Regions from separate parts of the Homo sapiens genome. Here region 1 is linked to region 2. A link is a loop called in an ENCODE intact Hi-C map of the cell type or tissue named here. Cell type or tissue: transverse colon. All regions are shown on one strand. Each heading gives the region's core, and the rest is flanking DNA. Links, peaks and the distances in the headings are about the cores only. Region 1 has its middle 330 kb from the start of CBLN1. Region 2 has its middle 270 kb from the start of CBLN1.

Region 1 (2,913 bases), core at 114-2,613, 63 kb before region 2:
CAGCTAGGGCCACGGGGTTAGAACCCTTATTCTAGAAGGAAACAGAAGTTCAGGAGAGCTAAGCTGGAAGGGCTAAGTTGGGCTGGAGCCAAGTTCTTTTGACTCCATGTCCAGGATTCTTGTGTGATGCCACCTGTGAGTTTTAGTATTTGACCTCAGACCACACTGGTGCCTGATATTGTTTTCCTTTATAATTGTTTACAAAAGAGGATTTTATAAACCGTCTGAAATCCTCAGTCTCGAAGTCAGCCTGGAATAGGCATTTTTATATGTAAGTATGTCAAGTATACACCTTGGTATTACAATTAGTGATTTAGCATCCTTGGGAGAGAAGATATGTAAAGGCATTTCATTTTTTTTTTTTTTTTTTTTTGAGACAGAGTCTTGCTCTGTCACCCAGGGCTGGAGTGCAATGGTACAATCTCGGCTCACTGCAACCTCTACCTCCCAGGTTCAAGTGATTCTCCTGCCTCAGCATCCCAAGTAGCTGGGATTACAGGTGCCCACCACCATGCCCAGCTAATTTTTGTAGTTTTAGTAGAGACAGGGTTTCACCATGTTGGCCAGGCTGATCTCGAACTCCTGACCTCAGGTAATCTGCCCGCCTTGGCCTCCCAAAGTGCTGAGATTACAGGTGTGGGCCACCACGCCTGGCTGGCATTTCATCTTTTATCTTTTCTGTCTGTAGTGGACTGCTGTCATTTTACTGGTTTCAAGACGATTTAACTTCTTTTGCAATATCACCCGAATTTCCTCTCAGGGAATGCCCATACAGGGTAAGTGGTGGGGCTCTCAGTTTTACTCTTCTTGTTTTCAAGTGGCTAGGCCTCTGTCAGACCAGTCCCCCAGCCTCTCCCCTGCCCTCCATTCCTCCCCAGGGAGAGGGAGTGACTCATCTGTTTGGTGCTTTTGAGGGAAGAAACTGGGCATGATCTGCTCAGCTTCTTCTGCCTCCTTCTCTCTTGGGGTATACACATTCCTTTGTCTTCTAAGCTATAATTTTACAAGGCCAGGGCCCTAAAGGGGAGACCTGCAGTTATCCAGTTCTGCCTGTGATGGGCTGTCTGTTCCTGAGATTTTAATACTTAGACGCTCTTTGCAGCCAAACAATGAAACTACATTCTCCAAACCTGTGATATTTTGCACCCCATATGCCTAACCCTGTGTCTATCCTCTTTTAATTGTTCTCAATTCAGGCAGGGAAAAGAAGGAGGTCATTTATTAGCCCCTCATACTCTGACCCCCTCCCTAGCTCTCAGTCCCTAGGATTTACCTGGGGCTGGCCCCACCTACCCAAGCCTGGGTCTGTCATATAATCAGGTCATGCCAATCAGCACATTTCCATCCTTTTGGTCATAGTAATTAGTTCATACTTGGGCACACAATCCAGGTTGACTCAATGAGATGCTATCCTTGAGAGTTATTGGATTATTTTGAGAAAAGTTATGATTTCTGCTGGGATGACTCAGAGAATATAAACCGAGACTTACTGAGCTTCTTCCCGCCATAGAAGAAGAGCCTGCTTGAATAGAGTTGACAGAGCAGAAAGCACAGCACAACTTGCTGATTGGACCCCCATCCCATCTTGCCCTTGATATTGGCCAATATTTACCATACGCGTCAGCTTCCACTGATCTTTCTGTGGCCCTAGGTGTCCTACAGGGTCAAGTTACCCTATTGGATAAATAAAGGCTGACCGAGCCTGGTCTATTGAATGGACGTGTTCATTTGTGTAATAATTAATCACAGGACTTAATGTGCTTGGCAACTGTTACCTTCAGCACATTCTACATGATTCCATAGCTAATCACCATTTTTGTTATTCTCTCAAAACCCATGAGAAAGATGCCCACACCACTCCCTAATTCCCTCTGCACTTAACCAGAAGAGAGAGAGATGATGATCATCATTGCCATCGACATCTTTCTTTTGCTTTTCTTTCTATTTTAAAGTCATGTCAGATAAATGGCTAAATGTAAACCTAAAGACAGGTGGAGGGAAGTGTTCACATTCGTGTGTGAACTAAAACTAACATAAGCTTCTTGTCAGGACAAGTTTCAGAAGGGGCTAAATGGATGTTAATCCAATTCTCCAGATAAGAAACTGAAGCTGCTCCCCCTCCCCCTCCCCCTCCCCCTCTCCCTCTCCCTCTCCCCTGTTTCCACGGTCTCCCTCTCATGCTGAGCCGAGGCTGGACTGTGCTGCTGCCATCTCGGCTCGCTGCAGCCTCCCTGCCTGATTCTCCTGACTCAGCCTGCCCAGTGCCTGCGATTGCAGGCTCGCGCCGCCACGCCTGACTGGTTTTGGTGGAGACGGGGTTTCACTGTGTTGGCCAGGCCGGTCTCCAGCCCCTAACCGCAAGTGATCCGCCAGCCTCGGCCTCCCGAGGTGCCGGGATTGCAGACGGAGTCTCGTTCACTCAGTGCTCAATGGTGCCCAGGCTGGAGTGCAGTGGCGTGATCTCGGCTCGCTACAACCTCCACCTCCCAGCCGCCTGCCTTGGCCTCCCAAAGTGCCGAGATTGCAGCCTCTGCCCGGCCGCCACCCCGTCTGGGAAGTGAGGAGCGTCTCTGCCTGGCCGCCCATCATCTGGGATGTGAGGAGCCCCTCTGCCTGGCTGCCCAGTCTGGAAAGTGAGGAGCGTCTCCGCCCGGCTGCCATCCCACCTAGGAAGTGAGGAACACCTCTTCCCGGCCGCCATCACATCTAGGAAGTGAGGAGCGTCTCTGCCCGGCCGCCCATCGTCCGAGATGTGGGGAGCGCCTCTGCCCTGCCGCCCCGTCTGGGATGTGAGGAGCACCTCTGCCCGGCCCCGACCCCGTCTGGGACGTGAGGAGCATCTCTGCCCGGCCGCCCCGTCTGAGAAGTGAGGAGCCCCTCCGCCCGGCAGCCGCCCTGTCTGAGAAGTGAGGA
Region 2 (2,913 bases), core at 259-2,758:
TTGGTTTTAACTCACACCTGGCTGAGTAAATAATGTTTACTCAAGAGGACATTCCTGAGGACAGGAATGTCGTGAGGACAGCACCAAGCCATGAGAGATTCGGCCCCATGAGCCCAAACTCCTCCCACCAGGCCCCAGCTCCAACATTCCATGAGATTTGGAGGGGACATCCAAACTCTATCAATGGAGACAGTGGTGAAAACATTGTACTATGGCCCAGACTCTGTGCTTGCTGATCTCATTAAATCCTCAGGATCCCAGGAAGAAAGAACTCTTTTAATCCCATTTTTCAGATGAAAACAGCAATGCCCAGAGAAGTCAGTTGACTTTCTAACCATCCCATGGCTGCTGCATGGCAAAGCCCAAGCTGGACACACAAGTGTGTCTAACTGGAACCCAAGACCATGGCCACCTTGCTAAATGTACTCTGTAAGGATTTTCCCCTCCCTCTTTGAGTTCCTCAGCTTTACCCCACATGGCACATCCCTCCCCACCTCCACACGTGAGATGCTACTCAGACATGTGTATTTCCTGCTTCTCTCCTTAAAGACATGTAGTAGATCCACCATTTCTAAAGCACCCTGCAGTTTTTCAAGGCCATGCACATCTATCGTCTTTCTTAACCATCACTGTAACCCCCATCCCATCCCCAGGCGTGTCAGCCAAGGCTCTGAGAGGCTGAAGCACAGCTTTTCCAGTGGCAAGGCTGGGACCAGTCCCCAGTGTCCTGATTTCAGTTCATCTCTTCTGATGGACAGCATGCTGTTTCCTGGCACCTGGGGCTAGAGCAGACACTCTCAAAGTCATTGCTGAGTTTGATTGAACTGAATTGGGAGGGAGATGGGTTCCAAAACCAAAAGCAGGGGAATGCAGCATCCTGGACGCTCAGTCCCAGAATTGTCCTTATCTGCAGGCTTCAGCTCACCAGCTGATGGCCTTGATGTCATGACCAGGCCTGGGTTGAGCCAGGCCTCCGGGAAAACCCAGCCAGGAGCCACAGTGTGGGAATCCACTGCACAGACACAAGCCATGACGGCATCTCTTGCCTGCCGGCCAAGCTTTCCTCCCTCCCCCTGCCGACGGACGCCTCCACCCCAACCCTCACCTCAAGCACCAGCAGGAGCTCTCACTCTCCTCCTGCCCCCACTCTGCTGCCATCTGCCAGGCTGTGCACTGGCCTAGCTGTGCCCGGGACTGGGCACCAAGCCATGGCAGCACACGGGCCTGCAGGCTGGGCGGCCGGGTGAGCATGTGTGAGCCCTGCATGTGCTGTGAGGCTGCAGCGCAGCCGGGCTCCTTGTGCCGGGGGAGGTGGCCATGTGGCATGATTGGCAGGAAGGGTGGGGGTGGAGGCCTGGGAGGGAATGCAGGCAGGGGGCACACTTCTGCAGCTGCCCAAGTCGGACCCCCAACCTGCAATGGGACTAGAGGAGTGGGTCGAGGAGAAGTGGAGCAGCTGAGCTGAGCTAACAGTGCAGCATCCGGCGTCGCTGCTGAGTCAGCTCTGGACAGACGTGGAGGGGCTTAGAGTCCTCTGCCTCTTTGCAAAAACCTGTTTTAGCAACAAAAGAGTGGCTCCCATTCATTGAGCACTTACTGCACGCTGGGCATTATGCCAAGCAATATCCTTAATGGTACCAAATCCTCACCACAATCCCATGAGGGAGAGGCTACTACCATCCCCATTCCATGACAGAGGAAATGAAGATTAGGGTTGCTAAAAGTTATCCTGCCAGTAAGTGTGAAAGCTGGAACTCAACTCCAAGGCTACTCAGCTCCAAATGCCACGTTTGCCTCCTGATGGTGCTGTCCCCAGCATCTGAGTCCTCCACACTCAGGAGGCTCTTGCCGGCTCCCTGTGACCTGTGTTTTCTTAAGTGGCATTTATGGAACACTTAAAGTTTACTCGAATGTGTTGGATATTAGTGGGGAGCACATAATAGAGATGGCCGTCCAGCCACGTATTATCTCACTGAGAGAGTAAAAAATGAGCTGGCAACCAAGCAAAACCAGCTGGCAACTAAGCAAAACAGCTAGACCAGAGCCTTAAACCCTACTAACAATGAGACCCACCAGGAAAGCTTAAAAAATACCAATGCCCAGGACCTACCCTGGCTCCCTGAGTCCAAGTCTGTAGGAGAGGGTGCTAGGATCTGGACTATTAGAAGTTTCCAGGGCAGTTCCAGTGACATATCAGTGCTGAGATCCTCTGGGATGGAGAGTTCATGGTACCAAAGCTCAGACGAAGAAATCATTCCTGGAGGTTGATGTGGTCAAGGGAGGCTTCCTGGAGGAAGAGAAACTCAAGTGTGTGTGTGTGTGTGTGTGTGTGTGTGTGTGTGAGCACGTGCGTGTGTGTGTGTGTTGAGGGGTGGAATGGGGAGAAGAGGGTATTTCACATGGCAGGTGGAGCAGGGACAATAGGCGTGAAGCCTTGGGCAGGCAGGAGCAGCACGTGTTTGTGGATGGAAGGAAGCCCATTCAGTCAGAGCACAAGGACAAGAAGTGAAGTCCTCGGGGAAGAGGACAGAAAACAAGAGGCCAGTTATCACTGAAGGCTCAGATGCCAGCCTGAAGAATTCCATTTATTCAAGTCAACAAACATTTGTTGAACACCTACTGTGTGTTGGGCACTGTTTCAGCCCCTGGGGATTCATCAGTGATTAGACAGATTGGAAGTGGCATGTTAGCTGTGGAAAAATAAGTGAGCATATAGTGAGTGAGAAGATGATGCTATACACGGTGCTGGGTGTGTGCTCCTTAGAGAATGAGTAGGGGCTTGGATGATGTGAGGGGAGGACGCTGTCTGGAGGAAAAACACTGCAGGCAGAGGCAACAGCAGGAGCACAGGCTCTACCCCGGGCCAAGACATGCTGGGAGTGCCCAGGGAACATCTCTAAGTTCAGTGTGGCC

What was found. Hi-C counts contacts between places; a loop is a spot of excess contacts. Peaks named below come from ENCODE experiments on the same cell type or tissue, not always from the same donor. Only the 100,000 strongest peaks of a DNase experiment are listed, where the experiment ranks them.
Region 1: a loop joins it to region 2, with 17 times the contacts of the local background. A loop is called at or near these places in 2 of 110 quality-filtered maps.

The regions. Positions count from the first base shown.
Region 1 is chr16:48,948,973-48,951,885 of GRCh38, forward strand. No RefSeq gene overlaps it. Among named protein-coding and RNA genes, the nearest start is that of CBLN1, 330 kb to the right of the region's middle. In transverse colon, for the core only: no CTCF peak of the experiment used is centred there; no DNase peak of the experiment used is centred there; H3K27ac peaks cover 532 bases.
Region 2 is chr16:49,012,082-49,014,994 of GRCh38, forward strand. No RefSeq gene overlaps it. Among named protein-coding and RNA genes, the nearest start is that of CBLN1, 270 kb to the right of the region's middle. In transverse colon, for the core only: no CTCF peak of the experiment used is centred there; no DNase peak of the experiment used is centred there; H3K27ac peaks cover 1,371 bases.